Linked DNA regions of Mus musculus: regions 2, 3 and 4 are each linked to region 1. The links are chromatin loops, found by intact Hi-C in ENCODE. Cell type or tissue: left cerebral cortex. All regions are shown on one strand. Links, peaks and the distances in the headings refer to the core of each region. The heading gives the core; the rest is flanking DNA.

Region 1 (7,431 bases), core at 1,618-6,617:
AGGGTGGGTCTTGCTGGGTACCCACAAGTGAGTGGCAGGAACCTCACTCCTGTCCTTTCCTCTTGCAGTTCGCTACTTCCTGAAGAACAAGGTTAGCCCTGATTTGTGCAATGAGGATGGACTTACAGCCTTGCACCAGGTAAGCAGGCAGATCTGAGGTCCCCCTGGCCTCTCTGCTCCCTGATAACTCGCTCCCCAAACCCTCCGGGAAGAGGGGACATGAGACAGGAACACAGAGAGCCCAGCTGAAAGGCTTTTGTCCTTTGGAGATGCCTGTGTCTGACACAGACTGGCCTTGGAGCTCACACACACACACACACACACACACACACACACACACACACACACACACACACACAAGCTCCTGGTTGTGCACATGTGCGCGGTCACAGGCTCTGAGGACAGGGGTTCTTTGTTCACTGTGTCCTCACAGGCAGCTGAGAAAATTCATTGTAGAAGTTGAGAATTGACAGAGAGTATTCACGGCCACCAGGACATCCCACTCGCCCTGAGGACAAAGCCGACTGACTGTTTTGTTGTCTAAGGTCACATGGCCAAGACCTATGGCCATGAAGTGGGTGCTATCGAACACATGTCCTTTCCAAGGGAATGTGGTGACATCCCTCCCTGCCTGGGGATGGCCTTGGCTGTCACCACCCACATAGAAGCTTTGTCTTCCACGGCCAGCCTGTAGCCCCCAAGGGTTAGTCCTGCGGGAATTCTTTCTCCAAAAGCTGAAAGTTGGCTTTAGTTCAAGGCTGTATTGTGTCTCCTTCCTAATGCTCAGAGTAAAGGACAAATCTCGGCTGTCCTGCATGAGACCCTGGAGGCCTGACGTGTTCAGCCTCCACAGCGGGCTCCTCCCTATCATTTGTTCTCCATTGCCCGTGTCCTCACTCAGTAGCTCTTGTCCCCAGCAAGTGCTTGAGAGCTGGACTGTGACAAAGGTACTCTCTTCTTCCAAGTGACCCATCCTCTCCTGTCATTTAGCACTAGCCTGACCCTCTGAGATGACCTCATCCCAGAAGCTGAGCCTCACCGCAACGTAGCCTGCATCTTCTGTCCATTGTTGTGTTCCAGCATCTTTCCCCATGCTTGCAGACTGTAGGCACTCAGCAGGCGCACACTGAATCAGTGAATGACCATACCTGACCCTTCCCCTGTGCTTGTTGCCTGAGTTTTTGAGCAGACAGACTTGAGGGTAGAGTGGTGAGGAGAAACCAGGCAGCTTGAACCCCATGGACTGAGACAAGCCACACATATCTGATACCTGTAAGATGCTGGGACAAGGCCACACCCACCGCATTCAGCTCTGAGCTGGAAGGCTGTCTGCCTGTGTACTCTTGGCCCTTACTGTCCTCTAGGGCCTCAGGCATCCACACTTAGGTAACTGGCTTAGTAACCTCACTGGGTCTTACCCAAGGACGCTCCCCCCCCCAACCCCCCCCAAAAAAAGCAAAGTCCAGCTTCACTCACTCTGGAGTGCTGAGGATACACTAGAGGCGTGACCCTCAGTCTACCTTGGATTTGAGACCTAAAAGGCAACCACTGAGACTGGGTAGTATTCATTAGCCAGAGGCCTAATGATGGGATAGCCATAAGGGTAGAGTTAGATTTGAGGCCTGGAACTGTCACTCACTTGTGTGTGACCTTGGACAAATTCCTTATGCTCTCTGTGCCTCAGTTTCCTCTCCTGTGAGAGAGAGAGAGAGAGAGAGAGAGAGAGAGAGAGAGAGAGAGTCTCCATCTCCCTGGGTTGCAGAGAGGATTGAATGAGCAGAGGTAAAACCTTGCAAGCAACACTTACCAGAAGCTATGCAGTAATCAGGCTGGGGAGAACGCTCCCACGGCTAAGCACACATACTGCTCTTGCAGGGGACCAGAGTTCAGTTCCTAGCTCCTGTGTCAGGCTTACAACCACCTGTAATGCCAGCTCCAGGCGATCTGACGCCCTCTGCTGGCCTCCACAAGCACCTGCATGCACACATGTATATGCCTACATACACATAAACATATGCACGCAATTAAAGATTTTTTAAATAATCTCATTTGAAAAGATTTGAATTATGGGGCTGGAGAAGTGGCTCAGAGGCTAAGAGCACTGGCTGCTCTTCCAGAGGTCTTGAGTTTAATTGTCAGCAACCACATGGTGGCTCATAACCATCTATAATGAGATCTGGTGCCTTCTTCTGGTTGCAGGCATACATGTAGATAGAACAGTATATACAATAGTAAATACATGAATCTTTTTAAAAAAGATTTATGATTACAGTTTATCATGTGCCTACCTCACAAAGCACCTCATTGGTATATCTCAATTTGATCTTCATAGCCACGCTCAGAAACACTGTTATCCTGTTTTATATCTCAAGAAACTGAGGCTCGGGATGGGGCAGCTCTATTCTGTGGACAAAGATGTGGATATATGTCCTGTGTGTCTGTATGGACCAGCATAGTGGCCACAGAGTTCTGTGGCTAATGTGACAGGAACTGGATTCTAACTCTTACTTAGTTTTAGTGAATTTAAACACAGATGGGGCCATTTTAGATATAAAATCTCTGGGTTCTAGGTCAAACGGTGGATCATGGCAGAGCCAGGGCTAACAACAGTAGCCTTGACTGTCTGGATACTGTAGTTAGAAGGGCTCCAGGGATCTCTCTAGGTGCTATCTTTGCCTTTATAAACTTTTGGGGGACCCTCCCTTGAATTTGGGGTTCCTTCCATTCTTTCCCACCCTACCTCCTCCTCTTCCTTGCTGATCACATGACCTCCTTGGGTCCTGCTTTTCTTGGGGGCTACTGAGCCTCTAGGAACACACAAGGAGAGGTAACTACCCAGGGTCTGAACCTAGCTATGTAGCACTCTCCCCTAACGCTAGCCTGGCCACACTTGACTTGGCTCCACTTTGGGAAGGTCCTTAGGAGGCGTCTGCCCACGCTGTCCCACAGACTCTCATTCTTGATCATCCAACAGTCCCTTTTACTCACCCACTCTTGTGTCAGGTTAGGGATAGAGGGTTAGGAAGAGGCCGTGCTTACAGACTGTGTGGTGTGCTGTGACCAGAGGCCTAGACATAACAGCTGGGGTGACGCCGTGTGGTCAGCGTTCACACGGATGGAAGCAGAGGTATCTGCAGCTTGAAGCTCGAAGCTGTTGGCTTGCCTGAAAGGAGAAGCGACACAGGCTTCCAAGAGGAAGGACACCTGAGCTGGGGCTTGAAGTAAGAGCTTATGAGTATTGTGTGCATATGAGTAAGAGTCTGCCAGAAAGAAAAAAAAAAGCAGCATTTGGAGCAGAGCGAACACCCACAGAGGCTTGAAAGAGCTGCTCAGCCTTGCAAGTTTGAGAGTAAGGGAGTAATTAGAGGCATAGAGGAAGTGGGGCTGGCCAGGTTGAGAATGGGACCTTCAGAGTCAGACTGTTTGGACTTTATAGAATGATTTTTTTTTATTGTGCTGGTACCCTATGTCTGTCTGTCTGTCTGTCTGTCTGTCTGTCTTTTCTCTCTCTCTCTCTCTCTCTCTCTCTCTCTCTCTCTCTCTCTCTCTCTCTCTCTCTCTCTCTCTTTTCCGAGACAGGGTTTCTCTGTGTAGCCCTGGCTGTCCTGGAACTCACTTTGTAGACCAGGCTGGCCTCAAACTCAGAAATCCGCCTGCCTCTGCCTCCCAAGTGCTGGGATTAAAGGCATGTGCCACCACGCTCGGCTCTCTCTCTCTCTCTCGCTTTCTTATTTGATTAGCTTTGTAGAATCTTACTATGCAGCGTAGGCTAGCCTTGAACTATGGTCCCATTGCCTCACCTCCCTAGTACTGAGAGTGTTGGATGTTGATGATATAATCTTGAATGAATCTATTTCTGGCTATGTGAGTGACTTTGTGCTTCTTTGAGCCAGTGGGGAGGAGAGGAGCCCCAGGATTGTTTTGAGGGTTAAATGCTGCAGTGAATGGCCAGAGCACCTGCCTAGTGTCTGGTTCTACAGGCCTTCCAGAAGTATCAGCCTTTCCTGTTGATAATGAAGCAGCATGCTGTGGCCTCCCAGCTGTGTATTGCTACATACAACAGGGGTGGCTGGGATACCCACAGAGCCTCTGAAGGCTAGCCAGGCAGCTCAGGTCTGCTTCTCTTGGACAAGGGGAACCTTGTGAGATGTGCAGAGGTCACACTGCAGGACTAGATACGGTAAAGCAGAGGGCATCTGGAGGTAGAGATGATGCAGTGCATGCTGAGCCTCGGGAATGGAGACAGACACTTAGGAGCAAACACTCAGCTGGCTCTCTCGGATGTGGGAAATGAAGCCACAGAAGCCAGCCTACTGCAGGTGCCAATTCCCACTGTGGTTCCATGGTGACTGCAGGGCCTGCTCTCTGCCCCCCACCCCCACCCCATCCTCATAGACACCCCTGCACCCATCCTGGGATCACTCCCACAAGACCCCTCAGCTCTAGGTATGCAATCCCCTGGTCTTACCTCCTTACAACCAGGGGACTACTTACTTCCTTTCTACTGATGCCTCACTCCAGCGCCTGTGTCTCCCTCTACTGGTTATATTGTGCTCCTGCATGGTTCTCCTGCCCCATGAGACAATAGAAGCCCTAATGGGCTGATCTTTCTTTCCCTTTCTGTCCAGAAAAGTACCTTCAGACTTAGCCATGCTAGACCAGCTGGTAGGAAGAACTGGCTCAGTGGCACCATCTGTGCACACGGCTGCTCCTTTCCTGTGTGTTCTTCTGTTGCAGAGTCCTGGCTGGCTGGGACTATGCTTGGGGCTGTGCTAGTGTCCCACCCCACCCCCACCTGGTGTCAATGGGCTTACATAGGAGCTCCTGATCTTTCTGTTGGCTTCCTACTCTTCTCCAAACATATATTTGTGTGTGTGTGTGTCTGTGTGTCTGTGTGTGTGTGTGTGTGTGTGTCTGTGTGTGTGTGTGTGTGTGTCTGTGTGTGTGTGTGTATTTACGTTGGCCAGGCCAACACTATCCCTTAATTAGGTGACTTCAACATAGCCTCTCTCTGTCCCTCTCAATGTGGATATGTGCACTTGCACAAGCATGTGCATGCACTTGGATGCACACCACACACACACACACACACACACACACCCTCTCCTTCACAGTGCCCTGAAAACCAAACCTGGCTTAACTAGACAGCAGGGGTGAGCCCACGTCCCTTGATACACACTTGCAGAGCGGCCACTGGCCCACCCTCTGTCCCCACCTCTGTCCTCCCTGGATGAGGCTGTGTCCCATGGTGAGCCTTTCACTCTCTGTCCCTAGAACCTGTGTTCTTTTGGGGGAGCTGCAGGATTGGACCCCGCGCCCCACCTGATGGGGCTCATCCACCTATACCCCTAGCTCCATCCAGGTGCGAGCACAAACAGGCTATCTCTGTGAATTGTCTGTGCCAGAGCCCCCAGAACCTGCTGGGAGGAGTCTCAGTCACTCGAGGACCTCCGTAAGATTTGCGTTCCCAGATCTGAAATTTGTAAAAAGCCAAATGCACCTGAGCAGTCCTTGAGCTGAAGGATGGGCTAAGAGTCCCCTTAAGATGTCGCCTGGAGAAAGCTGTCTGGGGTTTTAAAAGCGCATTCAAATTGTCTGCAGCCCCACTAACACTCATAAAAACACTTTATAGCTGACGGGGCCATTTGCTGAGGCTATTTTTACCTTTCTCATTATTAACTTCCCTAAGAGGGCCTCACCGAAAGTCACGGGCAGAACTTACAATACTCAGGCTCCGCCTCTGCCGTTTTCCTCGTTCTCCTCGGGATCTCTGGTGGGGAGCATGTGAGCTGTGTCCCCGCCAAGGCATGGGCCGAGCCTGACCTCACTCTGCCTCTGTTTCCCTCCCAGTGCTGCATTGACAACTTTGAAGAGATTGTCAAGCTGCTGCTGTCCCACGGTGCGAACGTGAATGCCAAGGACAACGAGCTGTGGACGCCCTTGCACGCGGCAGCCACCTGCGGCCACATCAACCTGGTGAAGATCCTCGTTCAGTAGTACGTGCCCACCCCTCCCTGGGGCAGCCTGTGTGCCACCTCCACAATGGCATTTTCCGTGCTCATTAGTCCTCCATGCCTTTCTTCCCGCTCTTCCAATCCCCCTCCATCTCCTCCCTGGCCATCAGTTTTCTTTGCTCTATCTTCCTTCCCCAAACTCCCCTTCTCTCTCTCTCTCTCTCTCTTTCTCTCTCTCTCTCTCTCTCTCTCTCTCTCTGTATGTGTGTGTGTGTCTTTACTGCTTTCTCTCTCTCTCTGTGTGTATGTGTCTTTACTTCTCTCTCTCTCTCTCTCTCTCTCTCTCTCTCTCTCTCTCTCTCTCCATCACTCCTGACCTCTCCGTCTTTTCCATGTGGTCTCTTTCTTTTACAGTTTTTACTCTTTTTACAGTTTTTGGGTCGCAATGCCAATGGCGTGCACTTTAAACTTCTGGCTGTTTTATACAGCCCATGCTGTCTCCCTTGTTGAGAACTGTCACCACCATCTCTGAAACTCACTTCACCTTGCAGAGCCCACAACTATCAACCAAGATGATTTGTCCCATCCCCATCTATGCCCACCCTGCCCTCACTCCCAGACTACTGTTCTCCCGCACCCTACCTCTGTCTGCACCAGCAGCTCATTTAAGCGCAAGCAATGCCTGTCTTTTCACGACTGGATTATTTCACTTAGCACAATGTCCTCAAGGTTCATCCATGTTGTAGAGGGCTCAGAGACAGACTGTGTATCCATTGGCCCATTGATGGTTGGCTCAGAGACAGACTGTGTATCCGTTGGTCCATTGATGGTTGGCTCAGAGACAGACTGTGTATCCATTGGCCCATTGATGGTTGGCTCAGAGACAGACTGTGTATCCGTTGGTCCATTGATGGTTGGCTCAGAGACAGACTGTGTATCTGTTGGTCCATTGGTGGATGCTGGTTGTTGCGACCCTTTGGTTGCTGTGCATTGTGGTGCTGTGGACCAGATTCTGCTTCCCGTTCATTTGGAAACATACCCAGATGTGGAATTGCTGGGCTCTGTGATAACCATTTTTAATTTTTAAAGGGATTTTTCTAATGTCTTCCTAGTTCCCCGTCTTACATCCTGAGGGCCTGTGCCAGGCCCTGGGCACACAGGCTAGGAGAGCAAGGCCAGTGGGTGAGGTCTTAGAGACTGACGGTGTCTGAGTTCAGGGACGAGGGACGGAGAGCAGATGACCACTCCAACAGGTCTTGGCAGAGCATCAGAGACCCATCAGAGACCTCCCAGGAGGTCCCTGAGGTCAGGGGAAATGGCAGCTTCGTGTACTTTCCTGCTGGTCTGTATTGGAACCACGTGAGGCACAAGTGTAAAATTTATGTTCCCCAGCCTCCTGGGTTCTTTTAGAGTGGTGGAGAAAATCCACAGAGCTGCATATGGTGTTCATGGCTACTCAGGGATTTCTGCCGTAGAG
Region 2 (7,431 bases), core at 1,629-6,628, 200 kb before region 1:
TAAGCCAGATTCTTTCTCTGTAAAATGGGCCCAACAGTAAAACTTCCTGAGGCACATCGCAGCTGACTTACCATCGGAGAGATGGCAGCACCTGTGAGAGGCTGGCTGCTGGGTGTCAGTGGACAGTAGCTGTGATCCACCCCCTTCCTGCCCAGACTCCTACAAAGAGAGTTGTGCTGGAACTTAAGGCAGGGTCTGTGTCCTTCCTTAGGCACTCCTGGAATTCCTCAGGAAGGTGGCAGCCCAGGAGCAGCACAACAAGATGACCTTGTGGAATGTTTCCACAGTGATGGTCCCCAGTCTCTTCCTGCCCCGCGGGCGGCCTCCCAAGCTCACCAAGGGTGGAAAGCAGCTGGCAGAGGGCGCAGCTGAAGTGGTGTGCATGATGGTGCAGTACCAGGACCTGCTTTGGACGGTGAGTGATGGCAGTGGGTCCATCCATCCATTAGTCTTAGTCTATCTGTCTGTCCATCATCTGTCCATCTGCCTGTCCATCCATCACAGGCTCCACCATTCTGCACTCCCCTGGTGTAGATACCTGTTGAGGCCGGCCTGAGGCTCTCATGTCTGGGTTCCAGCCTGGAAGGCATCTTGGAATCTGGAAGAAAAGAGGGAATCTAGGCGGGTAAAGAGAGAAATGGAGTCAAGACTGAATTCTGATCAAGACTCAACTTTAATGTCAAACATGCTTTATAAAGAAGAGAGGAGGCCCATTCCCAGTCACACAAAGTTCCTTTGAAGTTGTCAGAACAGCCTTTTAGTAGGAACTCACGAAGATCACAGTTAGGCGCGCTAACTCCGAGAAAATCTCCGAGTACTGGTCTGGTCTGGCCTCAGACAGGTAGCAGGTAGTGGCATATCAAAGGAGAGTGATGAGAAGCAGTACAGCAGGTGGCTCTGCCTAAGTGGCGGATGGTCTGAGCCAGCCTAGCTAGGCTGGAAGGAGGTAACAGATACCCACTCCCTCTATCATGGGTGCCATGTTTTGAGCCACTACTTAGAGCTCTTCCTAGGACTCTGAGGGACTGTGCAGAGGCCAGGATTTTTCTTCCCTGCATTCAAGTCTAAGAAGACTACATTTTCTTTCTCTACAACCCCAACCTCTCAGCCAACTCGCAGCCCTCCGGTTCCCCCATCACCCCTAGTTTACTCTAGCAAGAGTGTCCAGCTTTGCGACTCAGGGGCATAAGTCCTGCCCAAGGGAGGCCAAAACCAGACATCAGAGATATCCCTGCTCCCACCAAGAACATTGCCCTGAAAACATGCAGAGAAGCAGGAGTGGGATCGGGGTGGGGGGAGGTAATCACACAGAAGGGATCACACACCTGGTCCTAGTCTGCGGAAGTTGTAGATGGGACAGGAGCCCGAGATGATCCTTCTAGCGCTCAGTATTCCTACCACACAATTGGCACCATCCACGGGGGCTGCTCAGGCCATTTGCTCAATCCATTAGTCTCCTATCCATTTGCCCATTGGCCCAAACAACTTTCCACCCACATATCCAACTACCCACTTATCAGTCATCTGCCTACCCATTTGACCAAACAATTCCCACTTATCCACCACTCACCACTAATCTAGCTATCTACTTATCATCTACCTACCATCCATCATCCACCGATCAGTCATCCATCCATCTGTTATCCGCCCACTCACCCATCCCTTATGCATTTACCCGTGGACTCATACTCATCTCTCTATCCACCCACTGCCTACTCAACAATGTGCCCACCCACCCACCTACCTCACATCTATTCATCTATCCACTCTGCACCCATTTATATACCCAGCCACTCACCCAGCTAGCCATTCATCAGTGTTTTACCTGCATACCCATTCACTAGCCACCCATCTACCCCAATCTACCCACCACATACCTGTCCACCTACCCATCTTCCATCTTATCCCTCCCCTCATCCACAAGTTAGATGGATCCCTCCAGAAGCGAGTAAATGCATTTTTCTTTGAGTAGCCCCAGATCTTCTGACTTGAGCCAGCTGCTGTTTTAAATGCATCAGCAGTGGGAGCGGTGGGGGCTGGACAGATGGCTCAGTGGTTAAGAGCACACACTTCTCTTCCAAAGGACCTGGGTTTGATTCCCAGAACCCATGTGGCAGCCCACAGCAGTCTATAACTCCACTTCTAGAGATTCTGATGCCCTCTTCTGCCCTCCATGAGGCACTGCCTTAGTCAGGGTCTCATTGCTGTGAACAGACACCATGACTATGTCAGCTCTTATAAAGATCAAGATTTAATTGGGGCTGGCTTACAGGTTCAGAGGTTCAGTCCTTTATCATCAAGGCAGGAGCATGGCAGCATCCAGGCAGGCGTGGTGCAGGAGCTGAGAGTTTTACCTCTTGTTCTTGTTCTGAAGGCAGCCAGAGGACTGGCTCCCATGTAGTTAGGAGGAGGGTCTGATTGTCTACCCCAACAATGATACACTTCCTCCAACAACGCCACACCTCCTTCACCAAGGCCACACCTCCTTCACCAAGGCCACACCTCCTTCACCATAGTGCCACTCCTTGGGCCAAGCATATTCACAGCACCACAGGCACACACTTAATATATTCCAGCAAAGCATTCAAATGCACCCTGGGCTTCCCATCTCTGGGTTTCTGCTTAAGCCTTTCACTCTGCCTGGATACTCCTTTCCCTTTCTCCAAAGGCAGAACTTGGATGTGGTGGCGCATGCCTTTAATCCCAGCACTAGGGAGGCAGAGGCAGGTGAATTTCTGAGTTCGAGGCCAGCCTGGTCTACAAAGTGAGTTCCAGGACAGCCAGAGCTATACAGAGAAACCCTGTCTCAAAAAACAAAACAAAACAAAAAATAAGGGATGCTTATTTTTTTAAAGACTCAGTTCAGGGTCAGTTGTTCTGCTGAAAACCCCCTACCTGCCTCCCAGACTCCCATAATTCCTTTTTCTTTGCATGCAACCCCCTAACTTACATTGCTATTAAAACACAGTGAATTGCAATTTTTTAAAGATTTATTTTTATTTTATCTGTATGAACTTTTGGCCTGCATGGGTGTGGCCACACCACATATGGCCCTGCTCCCTGCAAAGGTCAAAAGAAGACATCAAATCCAAATAGGGGGAGTTCCACGTGATGTTGGATGCTAGGGACCAGCTAATGAAAGAGCTGCCAGTGATCTTACCTGACAGCTCTTGGATGCTACCTTTTTCCTGTTATAGGAAGTTTTTTTTTTTTTTTAAATATTCCTTAAATACTAGTTTTTTACTAGTTGGTTTTTTTTTAAAGTATCAAACAGCCCAGATGTATACAGCAAGATAGAAATCTCATCAACTTCTCCACGCGTGTCACTGTGATTAGGCTTCTACACCTCATAGTCTGTCGAACCTTGGAAAGAGGGTCGCTGGGTCTTTGCTAGATTCTCACACTGCACAGTGGCTGAGCTGACCTGCAGTTCTCCAGGAACTCTGCAGGCCAGATGTGTTTGGGGGACATCTCTGCATGGTGTGCCAGTGAGAAGCTTCTCTCAAGCACAGCTCTGTCCAGTAGCTCCAGGGACTGCTCGATCCTGAGTCCAATACTCCGGGGTCCTCATTGGGGCTAAACCTCTAACATCTCTGGAAGCTGCTTCAAGGTGTCCGTTTCAAGCCCTGTGCGGGAGAGGCAGCGGTGGCTGAAATGGGGCCTTGCTTGCCACTGCCATATCAACTCAGCTGAAACATGATTCTTTCTGGACAGGTCGCCTCTTTCTTGGTAGCTCAAGTGCGAAAACTGAATGACAGTAATGGCCGTCGTTCCCAGCTCTGTGATGGGGGCCTCAAGACTTGGCTGTGGAGGACACACGTGGACAGAGACAAGGCTGGGGAAGGGCTTGAGGCGGTGAGTGGCTCCCATACCAGGCGAATGGAGAAACCGAAGGGGGAGAGAAGGTTGAGGGGCGGGCATCCGGGTTTTTCCTAGGCCCTGCCACCAAACTGCCATGCATAACCGTCTGTGACCTCCAGGCGGCGCCGGAGCCGCATCTCAGAGATCAAGGAGCTGGTGCCGCGAAACCAGAGGCAGGGGCTGAGGGATGGGAAGCTGGCCTGGTGGGAGGTTCTGGAAGTCACTGACTTGGCCCTATGGTTAGGAAGTCCTTTGTGAGCCTGGGGCGGGGTTCCGAAAGTGGATAGGGCTACTCTGAGGAACAGGGATGTGGAAGAATCGAAGATTCTTTCCGGAACATGGAGCAGGAAGGAGTTTTCAACACAGCCACTTGGGAAAGTCGTGTGTGTGTGTGTGTGTGTGTGTGTGTGTGTGTGTGTGTGTGTGTGTGTCTTGTGTCTGTGTGTGTCTGTGTTTCTCTGTGTGCCTGTGTATCTCTGTGTGTGTGTCTGTCTCTGTTTGTATGTCTGTTTGTGTATCTGTGTGTGTGTGTATGTGTGTGTGTCTTTGTATCTGTGACTGTGTGTGTTGACCAGCAGACATGAGCCAGGGTGTACATGTGCACATCTGTATGTAGCTCGTATGTTCATGCATTTCCACACCTGGCTGTAGACGTGGGCTTGTGCATGCATGTGATGTTGAATACTGGTCTAAGTATTACACGTGCGCATGAATTGCAGGGATGGAAGGGTCTTGATTCTTTATCTCCAAATCTTCACCTCCAGACTCCCAAAGTGGCAAAGATCCAGGTCCAGGCGACTTGGCCTAGCATGGATCTTCTGCAGGTGCCTCTGAATCCTAGCACCAGGGTGACCCACGTCTTGAAGCTGTTCACAGAGCACCTCAACCCTGGCTCACAGCCTGAAGAGGGCAGTGAGAACCCAAACAGCCTTCTCTCACAGTAAGTGCCACCTCCCTGAGGCAGGAGCCTCCATTCTGCCCTGCATGGTGTGGAGAGGGATAGGGTTTGGTCCCTTCCAGCTGAAGGCCATGAGGAGTTACACATGTCTGTCCCTGGCCTTCCCCTTTCTGTGGTGGTCAGCCTTTTTAGAACTTCTTGGCTCCAAATAATAATGAAAAGGGCCACCATTCATTACTGATTTTAATATATATTAATAAATAGCTACTGTAGATCAGACGGTGCATGGAATGCTAAAATGGCAATGAAAGGCCTTAACAGAGGGGCTGGAGAGACAGCCCAGTGGTTAAGAGCACTGACCACTGTTGCAGAGGATTGGAGTTCGGTTCCCAGCTGCCCTAGTCAGGCAGCCCATGACCACCTGTGACTCCAGCTCCAGGGTACACAGCAATCTGGCCTCCACAGACACCCACACACATGTGCATGTACACCACCCCCAACTCGTAACTAAACATAAATAGCCAGCTGTGGTGGCGCACGCCTTCCCAGCACTTGGGAAGGCAGAGGCAGGCAGATTTCTGAGTTTCAGGCCAGCCTGGTCTAAAAAGCAAGTTCCTGGACAGCCAGGGCTGTTAAATAGAGAAACTCTGTGTCAAAAAAAATAAGAAAGAAAGAAGGGAAGAAAGAAGGAAAGAAAGAAAGAAAGAAAGAAAGAAAGAAAGAAAGAAAGAAAGAAAGAAAGAAAGGAAGGAAGGAAGGAAGGAAGAAAAAAAGGAAGGAAGAAAAGAAAGAAAGGAAAAAGAAAAGAGAAGAGAAGAAAAATGAAAAAAAAGGAAAGAAACAAAAGGAAGACAGACAAGAAGGAAGAAACAAACAAACAGACAAACAAAAGAATAGAAATAAATATTTAAAAAAAAAACCAGCTGGGGGTTGGTGGTGCATGCCTTTAATCCCAGCACTTGGGAGGCAAAGGCAGGCGGATTTCTGAGTTCAAGGCCAGCCTGGTCTACAAAGTGAGCTGTAGGACAGCCAGGGCTATACAGAGAAACCCTGTCTCAAAAACAACAACAACAACAACAAAGGTTCTGGCCTTTACAGGCTCATGCCATGAGAAAAGAGACAGACATAAATTAAGTAGCTGAGTCAAGTTAAACACTATATTGTCTTATATAACATGAATTGCACTGAGGTGCCTACTGTAACCTGAGGAGCAAACAAGGCTTCCGGGCACAGAACCCTGCATGTGCAGAGGTCCTAAGGAAGCAAGAAACGGTGTGGCCAAATGCATCAGGGGGCTGATACGTAGCTGTCATTCCCAGGCACAAGGAGTAGCAGCCGGAGTCCTTGGGAGCTTCCTTCCTGGGGTTGGCACAAAGACCCCCAGAGTATCAGCCCTTACCAAGTGTCTGACCCAATTCCTTCTGATACTAATGAGAAATCAAAGGCCAAAGGCATGTCCAAAGACACAAAGCTAGTCAGGGGTAGATCCTGGATCCAAATCCAGGATACCTATAATCATCATCGGATAATTATACACTTGTATTGTTATAACCCACACAGAGTCATACACATTCCTCCTTGATGCAGAAGCCGGTGCTCACAGCAGGGTGCTCGCTCCACTTGTCACCCTGACCGAACCCCCTGAAGCCCACTTCTGATGCCCTGTGGCAGAGCACCTGGGGCTGATCTTTCCCAAGGACTGACTACCTCCCTGCCTCTCCCTTCCCCTCTCTGCTTCTGGAGGCTGGTCTCTTTCATTGGCTCCTGTTCTCTCAGAAGAGTCCTCAGGCCCTTCCTACTAGGACCACAAATCCCTGAGGATGCTCCTTCCAGACCTGGGGTGGCCTTGCCTTGTGTAGCAGAGTCCAGTGGACGTTTTTCTCTGTCTTACAGTAACACGAAGCCGGTCACCTTCCTTGTTTATGAAGTTGGAGGAAATATTGGTAAGTTCCCTGGTGGGAAGTGAATCTACAGGGAGGGGGGGCTTCAGGCTTCCGTCTCCCCTGCCGTGAGGGTCAAGATGAGCACGGCTGACTTAGGCACTCTTCCTTCGTGGGCAGCTCTACCCAGAGCTGACTCCTGGTTAGTGTTTGGTGTGAAAGCTGTCAGTGCTCCCACGGATGTCTCAAGGACACTCTAGGGGAGGGGAATCTCAGCCCTGAATGTGGAAGTCTTTATGGATGCTGTAGGCTCAGCAGCATCTGGCTCCAAGTGTCCTTGCTTTGTGAGAGCCAGGGACAAGCAATGACCCTCAAACTTGAGTAGGGCATTAGAGTCTTTCAGGACTGTGATGAGAAATGGCGGTATCTTGTGAGCTTGTGTTTCTAATAATTTCCCCGTGCATTTGAGGCTGCTGGTCCAAGGGTCCAGGCTTCCCTCAGAGAGCCAGTGGCCAAGAAGGGGAGACAACACCAGGTCCACAAGCTTTGGGTGATGATGGAAAGGCAGCTTTGCATGGAAGGAGTGTTAGAGGCTAGGGAAGGTATTTTAGGAGCTTGCCAGATCCACCAGGGGGCGCTGGGATGCATGCTTATATGGCTGTATCAGCCCTGAAGGCTGCTGGTCCTTGACACCTCTGGTGTGGATGCTTGGGGACTGCATTTCCTGGCAAAGCATCTTCTACTAACAGAAGAAGTCTCTTCAAAAAAAAAAGGGGGTAACTGTGAGCCACG
Region 3 (7,431 bases), core at 1,222-6,221, 92 kb before region 1:
GCCTGAGCAGACTGGGCAACAATAAGGGGTCAGTTACCACCTGTTACAGAGCAAACCACTCTTATGAAGTGCCTTAAAGCAAATGATAGGGGTACCCATGTTCTGGATTATAAAGACACACATGTACTCCACATTGTGACAAAGAGGCAACATATACATGCTAATGCTGCACATGGCTACCGGCTTGTTGTTTTGTGTTAATCTCCTCCCAGAATCCCGGAGGCTGTTAGAGGAGTGTGAAGTTGGTACTGGGCAAACACTAGACAGCTTTCCAAGACGTGCCCAAGTCCAGACATCCAGAGAATGAGGGACGAGTGCAGGGATAATGAGAAAGGCACAGATATCACAGGTCTCAGAATCGGAGTCCCCTACCTGCCCAGAGGGGCAAGACTATTACAGAATGGCTAACTACCACCTTCTGCTTCTCTCTGTAGAATGTGTGGCGGGTGGTGAGTTGGAAGACCGTTTTTGAGGATATTGGTCCATGGTCTTTTTCAGACTGGGGGCTCTCTGAGTGGTTCTGAAGATCCAGTTCCTGTCCACTGATCGGCATCCACAACGGACAAGAAACCTTGAGCTCCTATTCTCTGAGTGCATAAGGATGTCTTAGTCAGGGTTTCTATTCCTGCACAAACATCATGACCAAAAAGCAAGTTGGGGAGGAAAGGGTTTATTCAGCTTACACTTCCATGTTGCTGTTGATCACCAAAGGAAGTCAGGACTGGAACTCAAGCAGGTCAGAAAGCAGGAGCTGATGCAGAAGCCATGGAGGGATGTTCTTTACTGGCTTGCTTCCTCTGGCTTGCTCAGCCTGCTCTCTTATAGAACCAAGACTACCAGCCCAGAGATGGTCCCACCCACAAGGGGCCTTTCTCCCTTGATCACTGATTGAGAAAATGCCTTACAGTTGGATCTCGTGGAGGCATTTCCTCAACTGAAGCTCCTTTCTCTGTGATAACTCCAGCTGTGTCAAGTTGACACAAAACTAGCCAGTACAAAGGATTACTACATCGGTCCAGTATCCCAGGGATCTGCCGTTCCTGCTGGGTCTCACTGGGAGGATCATCTCCAGCTCATCATGTCAGAGTCTCTGCTGTGTCTACAGTCATAGAGACCTACTGGGACAGGTAGCCCAGGTGGCCTCACTCATGTCTGGAGTCTCAGCTAGGGTTTCTGGGATGAGGGGTAGATTGGGCCCTTCTCAACAGAGTCTCTTCTCCCTGTAAAAGCTCTGGCTGGTCTCATATCTGCTCTGGAGACCAGGCTGGCTCTGGGCCTATGTCTACCTGGTGCCTTTGCCTCCCTTGGGCTGACATTACAGGCATGCCCCCACCATGTCCTGTTGATTTCCTGTCATTTAGTTTAGCTGGGCATGTGGTGCACACCTTTAATCCCAGCACTCTGGGGACAGAGGCAGGTGGATCTCTGTGAGTTTGAGGCCAGCCTGGTCTACATAGTGAGTTCCAGGAGAGCCTGGGCTACATAGTGAGATCCTGTCTCAAAACAATGAAGATCTTCTCTAGGCTTTCCTTTTTCAAATCTATAGTGTGTGTGTGTGTGTGTGTGTGTGTGTGTGTGTGTGTACATGCCATGACATATGTGTAGAGGTCAGAGGACAACTTTCAGGAATCAATTCTCTCCTTTCGTTATGTGGGGTTCAGGATTAAGCTCAAGTCGTCAGGCTCGGCAGCAAGAGCCTTCACTTGCTGAGCCAATTTATCAACGCTGTATAGCAGTAGTTTGTCTGTCTGTCTGTCTGGTTTGTTGTTATTGGCGGTGGCAGTGGTGGTGTGCGTGGATGGGCACATGTCATCCAGAGGTCAACCTCAAGTGTTTTCCTCAGCCATACCCCACCTTAGTTTTTGTGACAAGCTGAAGCTCAAGTGCACCAGTTTAGCTGGACTGGCTGGCCAGTGAGTTCAGGGATCTGTCTGTCTGGTCCTCCTCATGGCTGGGGTGACACACCCACTCTTGGCCTTAGGTGTGGCTGCTGGGGATCCATCCTCGGGTCCTCAGGTTTGGTGGTAAGCACTTCACTGGACTGGGCCATTTGCCAGCCTCTCTTCTCTGGCTCTATGCATGAGGTGGGCGTGTTCCAAGAAAGCCAGGCACATAGTCAGTCGTTTGAGCTCCTGCCTGTATTCTCTTGGCTGGGATCCCTTTGGCCAAAACAAGTCCCTGATGTGCTCTAAGCCACTGTGGGGGCAGAGTGAGGAAGTTCAGCCCTGTGGATGTCATGGGGATGTGGTGTGAAGAACAAGGCAGGCCTGGTTCCCCTTCTGTCTATAAGCCCAGGTCTGGGGTGTGGGTGGGGAGGCTTCTCGAGGGAGGCCAACTACAAGCATGTAAGAGATCCAGTGTAGACTGAGCTACTGAAGAGCCTAGGCTTTGGTGAGAGGACTGATCAGGGGAGGGGGGAGCACAGAAGAAAGGGCTACTGAAGGCCAGTGCTCTCAGACTCAGTAGCAAGAACTCAGGCCCAGGAGCCAGGTGGAGCTGGGTTCAAGTCTTCTCTCTGTCATTCACCAGTTCTGTGGCCAGGGACCTCCACGTCCTCACTGTTGGTCTTCCTGTCTGTGCAACTGACTGCACAAGGTTGTGCAATAAAATGTGTTAGCAAGTGCTTCTCTCGAGAGGGGAGCAGGCTGTAAGTGGCAGAGACCGTAGCCAGTGCAACAAAGGGGATGTAAGATGACAGTGGCTAGTGGAGCCTGCCACAGGCGTCAGGAATCCTTAGAATGCAGGGGCTCAGGATGGCTGAACAAGAGGGGAGTACCCCTGCCTGCCAGCCTCCTGCTGGGACCACCCTTTATCTAAGGGTCAAAGGCTTGGGGGTCAGAGTGGCAATGCACTTAACAATCTGGCTCCGGACAAGACCATAAGAACAGAATGCATTTTCGCAAGATGAATGCACCCCATGCTCTATGACTGTAATGGGCCCCGTTGTGGTCCATGCCCACTTCATATGCTGGTGTCTGGGCTCCCAACAGCATGGGGTTATTTTTGGAGACCGGGGCCTCGAAGTGGTGATTAAATTAAAATGAAGCTGTCGGAGTGGCCTTAATCCAGTCTGACTGCTGTTTTTTTTTTATAAGAGAGAACTTAAACACAGAGACGCCATGGCACATGTGCACAGAGGAAAGGTCATTTGGGAACGTGTCAAGGAGTGAGGGCTCAGAAGAAAGTGTGCCTGAGGCTTGCTCCCTCAACTGTGGATCTCTAACACCCAGAACCAGGGAAGTCAGTCAGCCTGACATAGTCAGGACCGTAGTGCTAATCTTATCCAGTGACATGGTGACCCAGAGAGGGGCTCTGCGGACAACCTTGGTGACATGGTGACCCAGAGAGGGGCTCTGCGGACAACCTTGGAAGTGCATGCTATTTTTTATTGGTTGGTTGGATTTTATCTTTTAAAGATGATGATGGTGTTGCTGCTGCTGCTGCTGATTTCGAGACAAGGTCTCACTATGCCTGGCTAATCTGGAACTGTACGTAGACTGTTAGGTTGACTGAGCTGACCTATAACTCGCAGAACTCCACCTGCTTCTGCCTCCTGAGCTCTGGGATTCAAGGGACAAACCATGGCTTCTGATTTTGAAGCTACCTTCGAGCCTAGTTACCCTGCAGTAGGAAACTTGTGTTAAACCATCTCAGTGGGCCACCCTGAAGGACGGTAGGCACGCCCCCACCCCCACCCCCTAACCCCCCAGCAATCTCCATTATTCACCAGACACCTGGGAGATGATGTCTCCAGGTCAGCCATAGACTCTTTCCAGCTGGTGCCCAGATGTGTGGGACAGAGCCAGGGTGTTCTGGATACTCCCTTTCTAAATTTGGACAGGTAGAACTCATGAGCATAGTGAAAGGGTTGCGTCACTCATAACTCCCTCTCCAGGGCACCCCCAAAGGAGCTCCCACCAGCCTTGATCTGTCCTGTAAAAGCAGAGAAACGTCCAGGTATAGTGACACCTGCCTGTAATCTCAGCACTGGGAGCTGAGGCAGGAGGAGTGGGAGTTCAAGGCTAGCCCAGGCAGCACAGCAAAACCCTGATCTCGACAACCAACCAGATCCCAGCAGAACACTCCCGGCCTTGACAGAGGGGATGCTGCCACCTAGTGGCCAACAGAATCTGCACACACAGCTCTTTTTCCGAAACTCTTAAGTAACTCATTCACTCCATAGATCTTCACAGTCTGTCACTGTTGTGGGTTAAATGTTTGTAAAAAAACAAAAAAAAAAACAAAAAAAACAAAAAAAAAACCAAAAAAAACAATATATATATATGTATGTATGTATATATATATCATGGGGGCTGTAGAGATGTCTCAGTGATTAAAAACACTTGCTGCTGTGTCTGGCGTGGTGGCGCATGCCTTTAGTCCCAGCACTCAAGAGGCAGATGCAGTTGGATCTCTGTGAGTTCAAGGCCAGCCTGATCTAGGTCAGCCAGGGCTACACAGAGAACTCTTGTCTCAAAAACAAAACAAAACAAAATAAAAAAAAACAACAACAAAACAGATAAACAAGCCAAAAAAACCAACAACCCCAAAATGAACAAAAAGCCAAACAGAAACCCCCACACTTGCTGCATTTGCAGATGACGTAGGCAGTCCACGGCTGCCTGTGACTCTTGTTCTAGAGGGTGTGAGGCTTTCTTCTGACTTCCGAGGGCATCGGGTATGCATGTGCTGAACATACACACATGCCGGCAAATACTCATGCCCATAAAATAAAAGCAAACATTTTTAAAGGCTTATATAATGTGTAGAATACGTAAGGAAGATACCAGATGTTGGCCTGTGGCACACACACACACACACACACACACACACACACACACACACACAAAATCTTTCTCTTGAGAGAGAGAAAAGGCTTCTTTGCAATGATAGAGAGTAGGCCATATTAAAAGGAATGTAATGCCTGCTCAGTGTTTATAACCCACCAGACACACCATCCCATCCCACATAGTGACTATAAGAGATTTTATCATCCCCATTTTATGGTTAGGGAAACTGAGGTGAGGGGAGCGAGAAATGGCCACATCCTGGAGGGACCCACTTACAGGGTCTGGGGTCTTCAGCCAGGAGACACAACTAACTCACTTCCCGCTGTTCTGTGGGACCTACCATTAGTCTGTTGGGACTGAACCCTGTGAGAAGCCAGCAGAGCGGTGACCTTTACAGTTTTATTCCCCCAGCGATGTGGGAAGCTGAGCCAATCTATAGGGATCATCGAGGAGACTAGCCCTCTGCTGCACATGTGCCTGTCACATACTTCTAAAACACAGAGACATCCCACGGCGGGTGTCATTTCCAGCGTGGCTATATTTTTCCTCCGTCCTGTTGGCCACACGTGACATGTTCCACGGATAGCTCCATTTCAGTTCATTTCTGTTGTTTAGAGTCCCATTACTTCCCTGCTGGCAGCCATTTAGCCTGCTGTGTGTTTGCTCTTACAGATGGACATTGGTTCTACTGCATAGGTGGGGATTTTTCTCTAGGCAGGCATGGCCATTTCCTAGGTTTCCTATTGTTTTTGAGACAGAATTTCGTGTACCCCAAGCTAACCTTGAACCTTTCACCTCCACCAACTAAGTGCTGGGATTACAGGTGTGCACCACCGCTGCCCTGGGGATCGAAGCTAGGGTCTTGCACTTGCTAGGCAAACACTCTACCCACTGAGCTACACCCTAAGCCTGCTTGCTGGGGTGACTGGTTGTGCATCCAACTTTCTTACATAATGCCATGTCGCTCCAAGGTTCCACAGTCCTCATTTGCAAGAACGCTGGCAGACCTTCTCTGTCACGTGGCTGTGGGCTTACATCCTGGCTGCCATAGTTACATTTCCTGATGGTCAGAAGCTGGGCCGCTCTTCAACCTGCCTGCTGTCCGGGGATAAACATCCTGTCGTACCACCTCAGCACTGTGTGTGTCTCTCCTAAGTCTAGATTTTTAAGAACTCGGAGAGCTCTTCCTCCCTTGCTTTAGGTGGGAACATGCAGGCTTCCACCTGCTGTAGATGTCCCACATCACGACTGGGGAACCTGTCCTCTTTGCTAGGCAGTGATATCCAGGCTCAACTACAGACAACAGAAGATTAACTGGAGAGCTGAGGGCCGCAGCCACTGTGCAACTGAACAAAAATGGGAGTGAAGAAGGTTATGCCCCATAACTTCTAAAATATTACTTGGCTGCATTTTAGCTTCTTATTCTGAGACAAGCTGCCTTAAATTAACTCTACAGACGACAACAGGAGACCTGGCAGAGCAAAACCATTGATGCCACAAATCAGGATGGAAAGACAATGAGGGAGAAATCAGGCTTCCACAGTGCCCTTTGCGAACTTGACCTAATGACCTAGAAACTCCCAGTAGTACCACCCAGGGGACCCATGTACTCAGCAAGTTGGCCTCGAGGGGACACATATGTACTTAAGCCATAGCAAAGAGCCTCTTTGCAGACATAGCCATAGCCCGAGGAGCTGAGGGTAAGAACTTTAACATATGCATCGGAGTGGAGGTTGAGCCATGACACTATGACACTGCCGAATGTGAGGGGGCAACATTAATTCAATAGTCACAACTGGATACAAAATTACAGCCCAGTGCCTGGGGCTCTGAGTGACTGTATTCTTTATTATTTTTTTTAACTAAAATTTTTATTTCATGTATATAGGTTAACGTATATGGGTCTGTGAGCTGTCATATGTATGGGTGCTGGGAATTGAACTCAGGTCCTCTGGAAGAGAGTGCTCATAATCACTGAGTCATCTCTCCAGTCTTTGAGTGTACTCTTGGAGGTCTTCCCTGAGGAAGTGACATTTGAATCTGGACTTGAAGGAAGGGTGGAGACATGAACCAGGCAGAGGGGAAAGGGCGAGACGAAACTGTTGGGCTGAACGTCTGGCACAGGCTGCTGTGGGGGCATCCAAAATGGTTTTGGAGGTGGTGACATCCTGTACCAGACGCCAGTCATCTGAGCACTTTTTAAAACTGCAGATCCCAGGCCTCACTCCAGGGCATAGACTGCAGATCTTCAAGGACTCTGCCTCTCCCACCCTACCCCCCCCCTTTTTATTTAAAGCTCCAGAGAAGTTAAAACACCAAGGAACAGAGCTGGAACGATGTCTCAGCATTAAGAGAACTCACTGATGTTCCAGAGGACCCAGGTTCAATTCCCAGGGGCATCAGGGACCACAGCCTCTTATAATAAATTCCAGCCCCAGGGGATCTGATGCCATCTTCTGGCCTCCTCAAGCACCAGGAACATACGTGATGCACATTCATGCAGACAGACACTCATACACATAAAATAAAAACAAAATCAAGTTCTAACCATCTCCTCATGGACAGAGAACACCTGAACTCCTAGCTACCTGCCTTCCTTTCTTAGCTGTTCCCTTTTCCTATCCAGGATCCAATCAAAATG
Region 4 (7,431 bases), core at 1,594-6,593, 77 kb before region 1:
TTGCTACTGTTATGAATTTTAATATAACTATCTGATATATAGGACATCTGACATGCTACCTCAAAGGGGTTGTGACCCACAAGTTGAGAACCTCTCCTCTTGCATGTCTCTTCCATTTAAAAAACATTTAGAATGTGTTTGTATGTGTGTGTATGTCTGTGTGTCTGTCTGTCTGTCTGTCTCTGTGTGTTTCTCTGTGTGTGTGTGATAAGGTGCTCTATAGCTGGAGTCGCAGATATTTGCAGGTCACTTAGCTTGTCGCCTGAATGCTGGGATCCAAACTCCAGTCGTCATGGTCGTACACTAAATGTTTCCAACTGCTGAGCCATCTCTCCAGCCCCCATTTTATCTGTTTTGATTCTAAAACAATATTGCATTGTACAGGTAGATCATTATTTTATTGCATATCAATCATTTAGTGGGCTTTTGTCTTTTCTTGCTTGTTGGCTGTCATGGATAAAGATAATGTGAATATTTGTTGATATTCGTGAAGATACTTATTCTCATGTCTCTCCAGTTCACACATGAGTGGACTTTCTGGACTGTCTGCTGACATGTCTAACCTTTTGTTTTTCTTTTTCATTCTTTCTGCGCTCTCTCTCTCTCTCTCTCTCTCTCTCTCTCTCTCTCTCTCTCTCTCTCTCTCTCTCTTTCTCTCTCTCTCTTTCTTTTTTGAACAGGCTTTTATGTAGCCCAGGCTGTCTTCATACTTCACTGTTCAGTGACCTTGAACTCCTGCTCTTTCTGCCTCCATCTCTCAAATCCTGAGATTATAAGCATACGGTACCACATGGTGCCGCCTCACCCTGTTCTTAACTGAGTTCTCTTTTTATTACTGAGCTCTAAGAGTTCCTTATATGTTCCAGATATTCCCTCCTGTTCTGTAGGTCATTATTGGTTGACTTATGGTTGCCATAACAAAATATCCTGGACTGATTGATGGCTTAAATCACAGAAATTTATTTTGCTTGTTTGTGTAGACTGAAGTCTAAAATGAAAGTTGGTAGGTTTGGGAGCCAGGAGTGGTTGTGCATGTCCGTACCTTAGCATTCGAAAAGTAGGGAGGAGGATCAGGAGTTCAAGACCAGCCTTGGCCAGATAGCATGTTCCAGGCTAGCCTGAGCTATCGAGTAAAACTGTATAGAATAAAACTCCAGAGGCAAGTAGGTTAAACTTCGGATCCATTTTAAGTTATTTCTGTTTGTGGTGTGAGGTAGGGGTCAGTCTTCATCCCTTGGCATGTGACTCAGTTTCCCCAGAGCAATTTATTAAAGACTGTTCCTTCTCCACTGAGCTGCCTTGGCACTCCTGGTGAAGGGGCTGCAGATGCAAAGCCTTCGATCTGGAGTCTCAGTTTTGTTTCATTTGTCTGTATGTTTGTTCTTACAGTTTTACCACATTGTCTCGGTCTTGATTGCTATAGCTTCCTAGTAGGATTGAAATGAGGAGGCAGGGGTCCCCTGAGTACAGTATGCCTTCCCTTTGGGTGTCTAGTACTGTGAGAGATGTCAGTGAACTGTACAACACCCAGATTTGGTACCCCCTACCCCAGTCAAGACTTCGGTTTTCGGGGAAGGGGGGGAACCCAGGCTCTAAGTTCTGTGCATGCCTAGAAGAGAGATAGATGGTTTCCCCTCCCACTCCGCCCACAGCTCTTGATGGAAACCTTCTGCAGAGAACAATGGCCCCTCTGGGTTATTTTAAACTTCACTCTAAGCCTTCTCCACCTGCTCTGCTGTCTCTAATTGCTCCAGAAACAGCGTCATTCACAACTGGATTATTAATGAACTGAGCGGGGAGCCTCGGGCACATGAAAGGGGACTTCAGACTTGGGGAAGTCTTCGAAGGACCCAACCAGAGGTGGGTTTTGTTGTTTTAAGACAAGGTCTCATGTGGCACAGACAGGCTGGCCTCAAATCCATAAGTATGCCTGAGAGCTGGATTTACATGTGTTTGTTACCACACCTGGTACTGGCACACATGCAGGGTACTGGTGTACACACAGGGTACTGGGGGCTGAGCCCAGAGTTTTGTGCCTGCTAGGCAAGCACTCTATCCACTGAGCTATATTTCCTTACTCAACCCACAGGGTTTTGCTCCTCCAAGAAAAGTAACTGAGTGTATTCAGCAAGTAGGAAATCAGGCAGGGTGTAGTGACCCTGCCTTTAATCCCAACATGTCTTTAATCCCAGCACTGAGGAGGTAGAGGTCACCGGATCTCTTGCTTTTAAATCCAGCATGATCCACATAGTGAGTTCTGAGCCAGTCAGGGCTGCTGAGTGAGACCCTGTCTTAAAAGAAAATAAAAAGGAAATCAGTACACTTGGTGTTGCTCCCGGCTTTACCGGTTCTATGGTTCTATCCCTGAGTGTTTCAAACAGGATTACGGGAGGATCCCTGAGACCTAAACTGTGAATCTTGTCTGCCTCCCCAGCTGCTTAGCCCTGGGTGCCTCTGGCTCTAATCTGGAGGCTGGGAAAGTGCAGGAACAAAGCCCTTTGTGGAGAAGAGAACCCCATTGTTCTAAAGTCAGCTTTCAGGGAATGCGGATTCCAGAGAATGTTTGGGATAGGGCTTTTCTCTTTGTCCACTTTCTCCCCTCTCCCTGGGGGGAGGAGCAATTTAAAGGAGCAACTTTCAAAATTAGATTAAACAGAGTTAAACCCATTGCCTTCGAGGGAAGGCACACACTGCAGGATCTTCTGCCCAGCAGCCGCCTAGGTTACATGACAGAAACCCAGGGCGTTTGGGTCTTGTTCTTAGCAGGAAACCTCAAGGAAGCAGCTGGGCCTAGATCTTCCGGGCACCTCAGCTGGTGAGAGTCATCAACCTAGGCATGACCACTTCCTTCCTCCTTCTCTTCACCTCCCCTCTTTCCAGAGCGAAAGAGTGACTGGACTCCACGTCACAGGCCATGGTCTATTGCCTTTTCTCAGGTAAAAGACCTATCTATATAGCCCCGTCCTCTAGATAAGGCCTGGCCAAGTTCCTGATGTTTGTGGAGCCTTCAGAATCAAGCTCAACGTGGGAGATTGACTTTCGGGCACTGAACTGACCCCATTCTCTGCTACTACAGGTAGGATATTATCCCTTTCTGGGCCTCACTGGGTCTATCTGTCAAATGGGAATAAAATACCACCCTGGCTTCCCCCCCTGTCTGTACTGGAGGTTAGAGGTGGGACACAGTCAAGGAGAACTATCCTGAAGCCTGACTGTGTCTCAGCTGCTTCCAAATTCCTGCAGCTCAGAAAAGGGGTCTTCATTTGGAGGGCGCTAAGATCTAGACCTTCTTGTTGCTCGGTGACAAGCCCCTTGGGGATGCGCGGGCCCACCCCTTTCCCCCGGGAGCTGAGGCTCCGCCTTAAGGGAGGAGTCAAGAGGCGGCACGGTGGCTCGCTACCCAGCCGAGCTGGCTCTGTCGCCGCACCACCAGCTGCGGCTCTGGGACCTGCGGATCGAGCCGGGGCCGGAGCCGCCCGGGGTAGGGCTCGAGAGAGCGGGTGAGTTGAGCGGCGCCGCATTCCTCTCTGCACTCTGCGGATCCGGCGGGCAGGTGTCTCGGGCCCTTCCAGTCTGGCTGGTGGAGAGGGGTGGCTCAGCCAAGGGAGGGTGGCTTAAGATAATTGGGGAGGGGGGCGGTGGCGGTGGAGTGTGCTGGAAAGGTGCAGTCTCCCACATCTCGCTATCGGATGGGGAGGCTGGTGTAGAGAGTGAATTGGCAGGGCTGCGATGGCTGGATTCTGGGGGGCGATGTGAGGTCCGTGGTCTGTCTGGGCTACTGTCTGCCAGGGTTACAAGGCTGGGTGATGAAACCACAGAACACCAGACGCCCTGGGCAAGCGGTCTACGAGCCCGGCATGGGGGCGCCGCCCCCTCGCGTGGCGGCGCTTGGTCTGGGCAGGCAGCGCGCTGAGAGCGCTGCTCCGGGGGTGGGAAAAGTCCCGGGGGCAGGCGTCCCTAAGGGCAAACCTGACCTAGTGCGGGATCTCCACCCCTAGAGAGTGTCGGTCGGTCCCGGTAGCCCCCGGCGGGGTGATTCCCCAGAAGGGATGCTCTCGGCCTCTTCGCCCGCCGCCTTGGGCGCGAGCTGCGGGTCCCGGCGCCCAGAGCGCTCCACTCCTCGCGAGTCCCGCGCATCCGTTCCCGCAGGGAGCAGCGCCCCCGAGCGCCCAAGACAGGCAGAAACGGCGCAGCCCTACCCCAGAGGTCAACTGAGGGGTCTCCCACAAGGTCACGCAGAGCACCCTGATCGCCCCGAGTGGGAGCGAGGAGCCGGAGGCTCTCCTACCCGCCTCCGTAGCGGATGCAGACTCTCTTCCTCTGCGCTCCCCTCCCAGCCCTGCCTCCAGCTTTACGGAAGATGTTGCTGATGCAGCTTCCAGCCCCGGGCGGATAATCGGGTCTAGGTGAGCTGTGACTACGGCCCTCTCTGCAACCCACTGGAGCGCCACCACTACTGGCCAGGCCTGGAAGCCTTTGCTCTCCTGGAATCAGAAGGGGGGGGGGGCAGAGATGAGGCTGCACAGAACGGAAAGCCGGTGCTTGTGCGCCCATGTGATTACACTGCTCATAAAGGGCTCCTGTTCTTGCTGTCAGAGGCGCCCACCAGCTCCTGGTTCCCGGGAGCACCAGGTGCGGCCTGTGAATCGCCCTCTGTAGAGGACCCGGAGCCCGATAGTGCCAGGCGCCGTTTCCCTCCAGGCTATCTGGGGAAGGGGCTGGCGGTCGCTCCAGGCCCTCGGGGGGTGGGGTGGGGGGACTTCTCTGTGCGCCTTATCCTGCCATTTCCTGCAGCCAGTAAGGTACCGGAGTAGAAACGGCCTCCGTGGGGAGGGAGCTTTCCTTCCAGGCTGAGCTCCGCACAGCTCAGCTGAAGACTTGCTGTCTGCCCGCGGGCCCTGCACTCGGTTCCCCATCACCACAGATCTCTAAGAAGTGGGGTGAATGGTCGCTGTAGGGTAACAGGGAGGCCTCCCGCGAAGCTCTTGGTGCATCGGAGCATCATGGATGACCCTGCTAGGCAAACCCGCCTTTAGTGAGGGTTTGAGCGGGGCGTGTCCCCTAGCCAGGTGCAGAAGTGGAACCCTGGTGGGTGGTTCTGCAGGGGCTGGGATGTGGGGTTCCACTTTTCCTCCCTCACTCAGTTATGTCACAAAGAGCCAGCTTGTAGGAGGCGGTAGGGACCAGTGACTCCTTCCAGCGTGCTGCCTGTTTGCAAGGCCTTTCCCACTCACGTTCTCACCACCTTCTCTCCCACCTGTCACCCAAATCCCATCTTCTCTGCCCCAGTCCCTGGAATTCTGTGGGCAAGATGACAATAGACCACTCTGTCAAGAGTCTATCTACCATTGTCTCCCCCCGCCCCGCCCCCAGATCTTCTCAGCCTTTGGAATGGCTTCCTTTAAGAAAGCCTCTTTCCGATTCAAGGTGATTTTCACTTGTGTCTTAGGTGCCTCAGACCCCTTGGGAAGTCCCCTTGCGATGGGACAATTCAGCCAAGCCTAAACTTCCTGGTTAGAAGTACCAGGTAAGTAAGGCCGGTATTTGGTGCCTATACAGACTTTGGACTCTTCTGTCCATGGAGTCTGGGAACCAGAGCAGCAGAGGAACAGAGGTTAAATTCTAATCTTGCTGCTTGGTGTTTTTATGAGCCCGAGTCACAGAGCCAGGGGAAGCCGAGGCAAGGAAGTGGTTTTCTTTAAGGCCAGAAGTTTCCTATAGAGCACCTTTGAGTCAACGACTTGTCCTATCTTGCGAGAACCCAGTTCTAGAGCCTCAGGGAACTTGTTCTAACCAATAGCAACCAAGTGGACACAGGGCAGCAGATTGCAAAGGCAGCCTGGATTCAAGTGCTGGGTTTTGATCTCCTAAGACACCCTCTCGTGCTGACCTTACCCGCTCTCCTGTGCCAGCACCCTGTCTTCCAACCCCCATCATGCTTGCTATGCTATGGTAAACAGTGGGTCCCAACGGACATTCCAGACCAGGACAGCCTCTCTCTCAACAATAAGGCTGATCTTAGAGATCAGCCTTGGGGGAGGGGGAAGGCAGGCACAAGCCCATCACAGCCAAGAGTATCAAAACCCAAGGAAGCGATATGAGTCTAGTTGAAATGACAGCTCTAAGCTGAAAAGCCTTGGAACTCTGGGTAAAGCTCTTCCCAGCCCCTTCCCCATTTCTCTTCTGGGTAATAAGAATCCTACTGTGGTCATCTTCACGGGGCTCTAAGGACCTGGTGAGACCACAGAACACAGACACGCTTAGTGGGGGTGCTGGAAGGCAGGGAGGAAGTGACTCTTGTTAGTAACACCTCTGTTTCTTTCTTTCCTTCCGGGCCCTCAGATCCTGCCTCCTCCCCTGCTACAGGGAATTCATACTTCTTCTGACTCCAGTTCTTGGGACAGAGAAAGCCTCTTTAGCCTGTCTCCTGGGCAATGTCCTGGGAATTAGGCCTCTGGAGGACCCCTTTCTCCAGGGTCCTTTGTACATATCTCGTGCTTAGCAAGGGGTTGTCATAACCGAGGCAGCTCTGGGGAGGGGCGGTCCTCAGGGGAGAGGCAGGCCTGCAGGCAGAGGGTCTGGTGTGGTCAAAGCTCCCATAGGAAGAATGGAATGAAGAGCACAAGGAGCCCTAGGTTTGAGCCATCACACTGTGTGACAGAATCTTTTCCCTCACATGCAGGTAAGCTGCCTGCTGGTGGTAAAGTGAGCAGAAGAGATACTGTGGGTAAGGATTAGCTCAGGGCTGTCCCTGGATGAATAAGTGTTCGCAGATGTTAGTTGCTATTATTATTAGTCTATTATTACCAATAACAGGTGGGCTACACGTATGGTGGGAGCACATTTGATCTCTTCAGTGGTAATCTTCCAGGTGGTGGGTAATGGAGGGGTAGGCACCCGGGCATGGGGAAGAACTGCGTGTGTGCAGGCTGGAAAGCTCTGGATGGCTTTGGTGAGCTGTGGGTGGGAGTCACTGCTGAACCCAATCAACAGTGTGATGCAGGCAGGTCCTGGTAGGAAGGCCAGGGAAGAAGTCAGAGGTCATCCTGCCAGGGGCTGTGCATGGTTAAACGCTCGCTGACCCGAAGCGGCACTCTGTAGCCTCATCAGGAGGCTCTCTGCAAAAGGCTGCCTGACTGAGAAAGAGCAGGATTAATTTCTGCACGGGAGGAAGAGCGGGGCTGCGTTTATACTGAAGGCTATATTCTCTATTCCTATTCCTTCTTGGTCCCTTCCAGCAAGCATAAAGTTTTCTCTCCTTCCCTCTGCCTGACATGCCCCCCCCCCATGCCAAATTCTTCAAAAATGCTCTATGCCAGCTGGGCATGCTTGGGTATATATGTAATCTCAGCACTCAGGAGGTGGAGGCAGGAGGATAGCAAATTTAGGGACAGCCTGGGCTACATGGTGAGACCTTGAGGGGAAAAAAAA

What was found. A loop is a pair of places that touch in the nucleus more often than their neighbours do. Peaks named below come from ENCODE experiments on the same cell type or tissue, not always from the same donor. Only the 100,000 strongest peaks of a DNase experiment are listed, where the experiment ranks them.
Region 2: it touches region 1 in a loop (2.2-fold over the local background); 19 of 42 quality-filtered maps call a loop at or near these places.
Region 3: it touches region 1 in a loop (7-fold over the local background); 22 of 42 quality-filtered maps call a loop at or near these places.
Region 4: a loop joins it to region 1, with 6 times the contacts of the local background. A loop is called at or near these places in 24 of 42 quality-filtered maps.

The regions. Positions count from the first base shown.
Region 1 is chr2:158,740,668-158,748,098 of GRCm38, forward strand. It overlaps Ppp1r16b (protein phosphatase 1, regulatory subunit 16B), which reads left to right. Exons shown (of 11, transcript NM_001159662.1): 3 at 69-139; 4 at 5,851-5,996. Among named protein-coding and RNA genes, the nearest start is that of Fam83d, 24 kb to the right of the region's middle. In left cerebral cortex, for the core only: CTCF peaks have their summits at 1,957 (motif pointing left) and 4,566 (motif pointing left); DNase peaks (open chromatin) are centred at 3,258 and 4,588; H3K27ac peaks cover 2,163 bases.
Region 2 is chr2:158,542,994-158,550,424 of GRCm38, forward strand. Arhgap40 (Rho GTPase activating protein 40) reads left to right here. Exons shown (of 15, transcript NM_001145015.1): 11 at 212-415; 12 at 3,715-3,855; 13 at 4,626-4,801; 14 at 6,653-6,702. Among named protein-coding and RNA genes, the nearest start is that of Arhgap40, 34 kb to the left of the region's middle. In left cerebral cortex, for the core only: a CTCF peak has its summit at 3,966 (motif pointing right); a DNase peak (open chromatin) is centred at 3,977.
Region 3 is chr2:158,649,102-158,656,532 of GRCm38, forward strand. No RefSeq gene overlaps it. Among named protein-coding and RNA genes, the nearest start is that of Mir3474, 14 kb to the left of the region's middle. In left cerebral cortex, for the core only: a CTCF peak has its summit at 4,115 (motif pointing left); DNase peaks (open chromatin) are centred at 4,104, 4,394 and 5,796; H3K27ac peaks cover 662 bases.
Region 4 is chr2:158,663,750-158,671,180 of GRCm38, forward strand. Ppp1r16b (protein phosphatase 1, regulatory subunit 16B) reads left to right here and starts at 3,386. Exons shown (of 11, transcript NM_001159662.1): 1 at 3,386-3,500. In left cerebral cortex, for the core only: a CTCF peak has its summit at 4,169; DNase peaks (open chromatin) are centred at 3,405, 3,879, 4,215, 4,542 and 1 more place; H3K4me3 peaks cover 3,572 bases; H3K27ac peaks cover 3,972 bases.